2 separate regions of the Homo sapiens genome follow, and region 2 is linked to region 1. Evidence: read pairs that join two places in POLR2A ChIA-PET (ENCODE). Cell type or tissue: OCI-LY7. All regions are shown on one strand. Each heading gives the region's core, and the rest is flanking DNA. Links, peaks and the distances in the headings are about the cores only.

What was found. ChIA-PET counts read pairs that join two places held together with the same protein. Peaks named below come from ENCODE experiments on the same cell type or tissue, not always from the same donor. Only the 100,000 strongest peaks of a DNase experiment are listed, where the experiment ranks them.
Region 2: POLR2A ChIA-PET joins it to region 1 with 6 read pairs; 2 of 35 experiments call an interaction of 5 or more read pairs at or near these places.

Annotation. Positions count from the first base shown.
Region 1 is chr19:14,761,364-14,765,363 of GRCh38, forward strand. ADGRE2 (adhesion G protein-coupled receptor E2) reads right to left here. Exons shown (of 21, transcript NM_013447.4): 10 at 3,957-4,000; 11 at 3,070-3,247. Among named protein-coding and RNA genes, the nearest start is that of ADGRE2, 15 kb to the right of the region's middle. In OCI-LY7, for the core only: no CTCF peak of the experiment used is centred there; no DNase peak of the experiment used is centred there.
Region 2 is chr19:13,867,293-13,872,816 of GRCh38, forward strand. It overlaps a transcript of NANOS3 not described here. Among named protein-coding and RNA genes, the nearest start is that of MIR181C, 4.6 kb to the right of the region's middle. In OCI-LY7, for the core only: a CTCF peak has its summit at 5,519; a DNase peak (open chromatin) is centred at 3,877; H3K4me3 peaks cover 34 bases.

The DNA of each region.
Region 1 (4,000 bases), core at 1-4,000:
CCACTGCACTCCAGCCTGGTTGACAGAGCAAGACTCTGTCTCCAACAGAAGACAACAACAACAACAATCACAACAAGCTGTACCACGACTACCTTGTGATATAGAAGTTAAAAAGGAATTATTTAGGCAGAGAGTGTGGGTAAGGAAGTCCTGGGTAAGTCTTTCCTTTTAATGAAAATCAGCCCCTATATCATTTTTTTTTTTTCTAACAAAGAGCAGCCTGTAAAATCGAGCTGCAGACATAGGCAAGCAAGCTGGAAGCCTGCACAGGTGAATGCTGGCAGCTGTGCCAATAGGAAAAGGCCACCTGGGACTAGGCATGTTGAAAATGGCGGCTCCATCTTCCCATCTCTTTGCCAACCACGTATACAGTAAGGAGCTGGCGAAGACTCCATTTGCATAATAAGATTAGGGTGGGGCAGCCAGCTTCCCTGCACCTTATGTAAACGTCACACCTGTTCCAACCAATCTTTGGGCCCTATGTAAATTAGACACTGCCTCCTCAAGCCTGTCTATAAAATCCGGTGCCCTCTGGCATGGGTGGGAAGTCCCATTTGGGCATTCCTTTCTCTCACAAGAGAGAGAGTTGTTCTCCTTTCTCTTTCTTTTGCCTATTAAACCTCCACTCATAAACTCACTCCTGGTGTGTGTCTGTGTCCTTAATTTTCTTGGCATGAGGCAATGAACCTCAGGTATTACCCCAGAAAACAACACCACTTCACTTGGGAATATGTTCTCAGGGGCTCCTGAGGGCTGTGTCACGGGCCATGGTCAGTCATACATTCATATTTAGCTCACAATAAATCTCTTCAAATATTTTACAGAGTTTGACTCTTTTTGTCAACAGCCAAAAGGTGGAAACAACCCAAATGTCCATCAATGGATGGATGGATAAAAAAAAAAAAAGTGATGTATTCATACAATAGAATAGTATTCAGCCATGAAAAAGAATGAAATATTGATAAATGCTATGGCATGCATGAACCTCAAAACCATTATGCTAGGTGAAAGGAGCTAGACTAGATGGTCACATATTGTATGATTCCATTTATGTGAGATATCCTGATTAGGAAAATCCATGGAAACAGAAAGCAGATTAGCGGCTGCCATGGGTTGGAGGAAGGGAGGAATGAGGAGTGGTTGCTTACCATGTGCAGTGTTCACTTTTGGGCTGATGCAAGCATTTTAGAAATAGAGGTGACGGTTGTATAACTTTCTGAATATACTAGATTCTACCGAAACACACGCTTTTAAAATTTTTTCTTATTTTTATTTTTAATTTTAATTTTTTTGTTTGAGATGGAGTGGCACTCTGTCTCACGTAGTCTGGAGTGCAGTGGTGCAAACTTGGCTCACTGCAACCTCTGCCTCCCAAGCTCAAGTGATTCTCCTGCCTCAGCCTCTTGAGTAGCTAGGATTACAGGTGTGCACCACCACGCCTGTCTAATTTTTGTATTTTCAGTAGAGATGGGGTTTCACTATGTTGGCCAGGCTGGATTTGAACTCCTGACCTCAAGTGATCCACCCATTTCAGCCTCCCAAAGTGCTAGGATTACAGGTGTGAGCGCCTGGCATTACAGGCACGCCCCACGTGAAACAGACACTTTAAAGTGGTGAACTTGATGTTATGTGAATTTTATCTTAATAAAATTAATGCTATATGCATTTTCATGCTTTAAAAATTATTATGCAGGCCGGGCGTGGTGGCTCACGCCTGTAATCCCAGCACTTTGGGAAGCCGAGGCAAGTGGATTATGCACAAGGTCAGGAGATCGAGAGACCATCCTGGCTAACACGGTGCAACCCCGTCTCTACTAAAAATACAAAAAATTAGCTGGGCGTGGTGGCGGGCACCTGTAGTCCCAGCTACTCGGGAGGCTGAGACAGGAGAATGCTGTCAACCCAGGAGGCGGAGCTTGCAGTGAGCCGAGATCACGTCACTGCTCTCCAGCCTGGGCGACAGAGTGAGACTCTGTCTCAAAAAAACAAAACAAAACAAAACAAAACAAACAAAAACAAACAAGAAAGAAATCATACTTAGAGATCAAATGATATTAATTTATAGTATTCCAAATTAAATAAATTGTTCTCTTTTGAAGTGATTTCTATTTTGTTATTTTAAATTCTTCATCATAATTATTTACTGCTGATAATTCATATTACAATGAAAATGCATGTTATTTATGCATTTCTTTTTCCTTTCCTTTCCTTCTTTCTATTCTTCCTTCTTCCTCTACTCCTCTCCTCCTCCTCCTGTGCTCCTCCTCCTCTCCTCCTCTCCTCCGCTCTTTCTCGTCTCCTCCTCCTCTCCTCCTTCTCTTCTCCTCCTCTTCTCCTTCTCCTCCTCCTATCTTCCTCTGCCTCCTCTCCTCCTCCATTCCTCCTCCTTCTCCTCTCCTCCTCCTCCTCTCCTCCTCCTTTTCTCCTCCTCCTCTCTTTCTCCATTCCTCCTCTTCCTCCTCTCCTCCTCCTTCTCTCCTCCTCCTCTCCTCCCCATCCTGTCCTCCTCCTCCCGTCCTCTTCCTCTTGTCCTCCTCCTCCCATCCTCTTTCCTCCTCTTCCTCCTCCCCTCCTCTCCTCCTGTCCTCCTCCTTCTGTCCTCCCCCTCCTGCCCTCTTCCTCCTTTTTCTTCCTCTTTATCCTCCTCCTCCTCTTCACCTCCTCCTCCTTCTCTTCTTCTTCTTCTTCCTCCTCCTCCTCTTCGTCTTCTCTTTTTTGAGATGGGGTCTTGCCCTGTGAACCAGGCTGGAGTACAGTGATGCAATCATAGTTCACTGCAGACTCAACCTCCTGGGCTCAAGCGATCCTCTCACCTCAGCCTCCCAACTAGCTGGGGCCACAGTTGTGCCATCACATCTGTCTAATTTAAAAGATTTTTTTTTTTTTGTAGAGATTGAGTATTGCCATCTTGTCCAGACTGGTATGTATTTCTTTTTAATCTCTTATTTTAGTTTGTCGATGAGAGTAACACTGATATACAGGTGTGGTCACTTGGCTCTGGTGGGACTGGGAAAGGAAGGAGACAGAAAACATGCAGAGCTGGAGTCTGGGGCAGACCCAGGGACCTACCTGTGCCTGCAGGATAACTGAAGTTCAACAGCCCATTGGAAAGGTTCTTGCTCAGGCCTCTGAGGACATCCTCTAGGCCATCCAGCAGGTGACTGGCCACACAGTGCTGCTGTAAGCGGGGCAGGGTCTCCAGGTCCCCAGGGGCCTCCAGCAGCTCATCCAGCGCCTGTAAGATGCTCTGGAGGGATGTGGACACAGACCTAGTGAGCCATGGGCCAGAGGGCCCGCATGAAGACTCCAACCGCTCAGCCCCAGGGAACAGATCCTAGAGACTGTCTATCTGGGGGATGAAGATGGCATTGGCGGCTGGGCGCGGTGGCTCACGCCTCTAATTCCAGCACTTTGGGAGGCCGATGAGGGTGGGTCACAAGGTCAGGAGATCGAGACCATCCTGGCCAACATGGTGAAACCCCGTCTCTACTAAAAATACAAAAATTAGCCGGGCGTGGTGGCGTGTGCCTGTAATCCTAGCTACTCAGGGGGCTGAGGGAGGAGAATCGCTTGAACCCGGGAGGCAGAGACTGCAGTGAGCTGAGATCGGGCCACTAAACTCTGGACTGGCGACAGAGTGAGACTCCGTCTAAAAAAAAAATGACATTGGATGGGATTCCCTAGGTGATCCTTGACTCTGGTTATGGCCCCTCAGAGGCCAACACTTCTGTGCAATATCAATGCTGACCTAAACCCAAAGTCCAGGGAAAGCAAGAGGAAAGATATTAAGTGCACTTGGGTGTCCATTAGCTTCCACCAGCCCTGAAAGATGCTGGGAGTCAGACCAGCACCCACTGCATTGGGTCCTGTCCCCTCCCAGACCCAAACTGCCCCAGGCCTCTGTGGGATGCAGCCACCTTCCTGCCTCGCCCCCTTGCCCTGGGTCCTGTCCTTACCTGGATGGTGTTATTGGCCAAGCCTGGCTTGTAGTCTCTGCCCA
Region 2 (5,524 bases), core at 1,525-5,524, 890 kb before region 1:
GGAGTGCAGTGGCACGATCTAGGCTCACTGCAATCTAGGCTCACTGCAATCTAGGCCCATCTCCTGGGCTCAAGCAATCCTCCCACCTCAGCTTCCCGAGTAGCTGGGAGAACAGGTGCGCACCACCACACCTGGGTAATTTTTGTATTTTTTGTAGAGATGGAGTTTTGCCGGTTGCCCAGGCTCGTCTCAAACTCGTTGAGCTCTAGCTATCCACCCACCTCGGCTTCCCAGAGCGCCGAGCCACCATGCCTGGCCCAAATTTTTGTTTGTTTGTTTTGTTTTTTGAGACAGGGTCTGGCTCTGTCACCCAGACTGGAGTTCAGTGGCACGATCATAGCTCACAGCAGCCTCAAACTCTCAGACTCAAATGATCCTCCCACATTAGCCTCCCGAGTAGCAGGTCTCAGTAATCTTGATATACACACACATACAGACCACCCCCGCCCAAGAACACAACTGCACACATGGACACACAGTTGTTCACAGTAAAATGGATCCTCTTAGCCACCCACAAAGACACTGTCACCCACAAAGATATATGAGCACGAACCCAGTGGCCATATGCCCATCGTCACCTACCCTGAGACTTGTTTAGGCACTCAGACACCTGCACATCTACAATAATACTGACATACACACAGACACAGTAACACATGCATACACACTGGCATGCATAGACTCACGGGGAAATGACACACAGGCAGGCAGAAATCCTGTCATCTGGATGCCCACAAACCCAATAATATTTTTTTTTTTTTGGAGACAGAGTCTTGCTCTGTCACCCAGGCTGGAGTGCTCTGTCACCCAGGCTGGAGTGCAGTGACACAATCTCAGCTCACTGCAATCTCCAACTCCCAGGTTCAAGCGATTCTCCTGCCTCAGCCTCTCGAGTAGCTGGGATTACAGGCGCCCGCTACCATGCCTGGCTAATTTTTGTATTTTTAATAGAGACAGAGTTTCACAATGTTGTCCAGGCTAGTCTTGAACTCCTGATCTCAGGTGATCCACCCACCTCGGTCTCCCAAAGTGCCGAGATTACAGGTGTGAGCCAGTGCGTCCGGCCCCAATACTCATTTATTGAGCATCTGTTATGTACCCAGCACTGTTCTAGCACTGGGGATGCAGCTGTGAACAAGAGGGAAATCTGAACGAGCACAGTGGTTCACGCCTGTAATCTCAGCACTTTGGGAGGCCGAGGTGGCAGGATCACTTGAGATGAGGAGTTTAAAAAACATATTAGCTGGGCGTGGTGGTGTGCGCCTATAGTCTCAGGTACTAGGGAGGCTGAGGCGGGAGGATCGCTTTGAGCCCAGGAGTTTGAGATTGCAGTGAGCTATGATGGCACCACTGCACTCTAGCCTGGGTGACAGCGAGACCTAGTCTCTTTTAAAAAAAAAAAAAAGAATGAAATCCCTGTCTTCCCACACCTGACATTTTAGTGGGGAATGGGATGGGGGGGACACCATGACTGGATGATACAGACTCCAGTCACTCATAGTGACACCAGCAGACACCAGACACCCACGCACACTGGCTCACATGTCGACCTGGAATTACACACAATTAGCCTGATATACACCCACAGCAATGCTGACATCCACACACAAACAGAAGCCCACAGGAACTTACACACACACGCACACACACAGCTGGTGGAGAGACAGCCACCTGCTATAGCACACTCCCACCTGGACTTACAGACACCCACAGAACCCCCCAAAATACCTCAGCAAAGTAGCTTGGACCTGAAGCCCCTATTTATAGACCCATAGAAACATCCTACAAGAGTTCTTGAGACGGAGCCCACCCTGACCCCAAACCCAGGGTCACCCAGCACCATAAGCCTCAGTAGAAGTGTCTGAATTTCCCTTATTAAAAAATTTTTTTAATTTGTTTTTTGTAGAGATGAGGTCTCACTGCGTTGCCCAGGCTGATCTTGAACTCCTGGGCTCAAGTGATCCTCCTGCCTCGGCCTCCCAAAGCGTTGGGACTACGGGCATGAGCCACCGTGCCCGGCCTGAATTCTCCTTCAGCTTGGCCCCTCCATAGCCCCCAATCCCATTCCTGGAGAAGCCAGAACCTTCTCGCCTTCCCCAGCCCTGGCCTCACATCTGGCAGGCCTGGGAAGGAAGCTGGGCTCCTAGCCCACCCACCGCCCACGGGCTGGGTGGGACAGAGGAGCCCCTTGTCTGAGGACCCCTGGCATGAAAGACTCCCGCAGCTGGAAAGGAAGTGGGGGAGGTGGCCTGCGGAGGGTGGGGTGGGAACCTCAGAGCCCACGCAGGTATCACTGAAACGAGACACCCCTGCTTGCCAGTCTAGACAGCCTGGGCCATCACCGTGACCCCACGGAGACCCCCACAGGGCTCTTGGTGTCGCTGGAACCCCCATAATGGGCTCTTTGTCTGCCAGGTCCTGACGACCTCCCCCACCCCGTGTCCCCCTTCCAGGCCCAAGTACACACACACACACACGCACGCACACACACACACACACGCACACACATACAGTTACATACAACACACAGACACACAGGAGCATATATATAGGTACTCATGCGTGAACATACAGAGACACCCCCAACCCCCATGCACCAAGGCTCAGGGTTGAGATCGAGAGGAGACAGCTTGCCACCTCCCACCCTGAGGGACTTCACAGTCAAGACTTCAAGAATCACGGGCAGGACACACGGGCCGCCAGACACCCCTGGGAGCTTGGAGACCTGGCCTTCTAGCCATGCCCACCTTGTTCTTCAACTATTTTTTTTTTTTTGAGACAGGGTCTCACTCCTGTAGCCTGGGCTGGAGTGCAGTGGCGTGACTGCGTCTCACTCACTGCAGCCTCGACTTCCCTGGCTTCCGTCAGCCTCGACTTCCCTGGCTTGCGTGATCCTCCCACCTCAGCCTCCCAAATAGCTGGGACTACAGGCGCACACCACCACACCCGGCTAAGTTTTTCTATTTTTAGTTGAGCCAGGGTTTCACCATGTTGCTCAGGCTGGTCTTGAACTCCTGTGCTCAGTCAGTCTTCCTGCTTTGGCCTCCCAAAGCAGTGGGATGACGGGCATGAGCCACCCGGCGCCCAGCCTTGTTCTTCAGCTTGACGGTAGAGCTGCCTCCATCCATCCATCCATCCATCACTTGCTCACCTGCCTCTGCTAGGACTTCTCACCTCCGACTCTGATCCCCCGACTTGTGCCAGCTGCCCTGCACCTTCCTGGTGCTATGTGTGGGGGGGTGGGGGCAAGGCCCTGGGATAGCGTGGCTTTTTTTTTTTTTTTTTTTTTTTTTGAGACGGAGTCTCACTCTGTCACTCAGGCTGGAGTGCAGTGGCTCAATCTCGGCTCACTGCAATCTCTGCCTCCCAGGTTCAAGCAATTCTCGTGCCTCAGCCTCCCAAGTAGCTGGGACTACAGGTGTGCGCCACCATGCCTGGCTACTTTTTTTTTGTTTGTTTGTATTTTTAGTAGAGATGGGGTTTCACCATGTTGGTTAGGCTGGTCTCGAACTCCTGACCTCAACTGATCTGCCCGCCTCGGCCTCCCAAAGTGCTGGGATTACAGGAATGAGCCACCGTGCCCGGCTCATAACGTGGCTTTTAGAGGGCCGTCCCCCACACCCCACTTATCCCCAGCTCCCCTGCCCAGAAAGACCCTCCCAGCTGCACTGGGGTCAGGTGAGGGGTCCCAGGAACTAAGGATAAAGAAGAAGCAAAATGAAGGCCCTGAAAGACACCCCTACCCCCCATGCACTGAGGCTCAGGGTCACAAGCAGGAGGAGACAGCTTGTCACCTCCCACTCTGAGGGACTTCAAAGTCAAACCAGCAGACAGCTGCAACCAGACAAGCAGGGCAGGGCTGCAGACTCCCTCAGGGGACAGGAGGGGACAGGTATCACGGTCACCAGTCACAGACAGGAGATGGAGATGGGGGGTAAACAGCTAGACACATACAGGCAGATCCAGACAGTTTGAGGCAGGTGCACGGGCTGGGCAGGAGACCCAGATGGAGAACAGATGTGTGAGGGGCATAGTCCGACCCAGACAGACGACCCTGGGATGACCAAGAGACAGGTGGACCCAGATGGACACTGAGGGCCAGAAGCCTGCACGGACCACAGGCAAAGAAGAGAGATAGTCAGACCCAGGATTGGGGCTGCCGGCCTCCTGTCGCCCCAGCCCCAGCTTCCTGGCCTTCAAGACCAGACCCCTCTTCCACTGTGGTCTTGTGTCTTGTCTTAGGGAGAAACCTTACAGGGAACAACCTCCTTGGCAGTTCAAGGCCAAAGCCCTCAGAGGGAGGAGTGGGAGGCAGAAAGGACACACAGGAGGTGTCTGGGGAACCCCCTCCAACATAGCCAGAATGTCTCCTGCCTGATGACCCCCCGCCCCCAACATTAAAGCTGTTCACAGTCATCAAGAAGAAAGATTCCTGTGGGACGAGGTGGCTCATGCCTGTAATCCCAGAACTTTGGGAGGCCCAGGAGTTCGCGACCAGCCTGGGCAACATAGTGAGATCTCATCTCTACAAAACTTTTTTTTATTTGTTTGTTTTTGTTTTAAGTTAGCCAGGCCAGGCACCTGTGATCCCAGCTACTTGGGAAGCTAAGGTGGGAGGATTGGTTGGGGCTGGGAGGTCGAGGCTGCAGTGAGCTGTGATTGCGCCACTGCACTCCAGCCTGGGCAACAGAGCGAGACCCCGTCTCAAAACAAAACAAAACAAAACAACAACAGCAACAAAAAAGAGAATAAAGATTTTTCTTTTTTAAAGAAACGGGGTTTTAAAGAACCACTGCTGGGTGCCGTGGTTCATGCCTGTAATCCCAGCACTTTGGGAGGCCCAGGAGTTGGAGACCAACCTGGCCAACATAGTGAAACCCTGTCTCTACTCAAAATACAAAAATTAGCTGGCCATAGTGGCAGGTGCCTGTAGTCCCAGCTACTCAGGAGGCTGAGGCAGGAGAACTGCTTGAACCCAGGAGGTGGAAATTGCAGTGGGCAGAGATCGCGCCACTGCACTCCAGCCTGGGTGACAGAGCAAGACTCCATCTCAAAAAAAAAAAAAAAAAGAGAGAGAGAGAGAGATGGGGGTCTCACTGTGTTTTCCAGGCTAGTCTCAACTTCTGGGCTCCAGCCATCCTCCTGCCTCCCAACTAGCTGGGACTACAGACAAGAACCAAGCTTTTGAGGAATCTTGAGAGTTCTGGACTAACAGAGCCACTTACCTTCCCAGTCCACAAAATGGGTATATCCTGCTCACAGCGTGATGAATGTAGCGTTATCATCAGTAATGTAATTATTAACACCTGTGCTCCCAACTCACTCTCCTTCCCAAGTCCTAGGCGTTCTCCTCCTTAGAATGATGATCCACAAGGCAGGGGACCGGCCACCTCCCTCGGAAGGGCCTGGACACCTGGGGTGGAGGTGGCGGATAAAGAGAAGCCGATCAGGCCCCCCCACTCCACAGCCTGAATGGGAGGATCTGCTGGACGTGGCGGATGAGCTGCGAGAGAGGGCGCCCCAC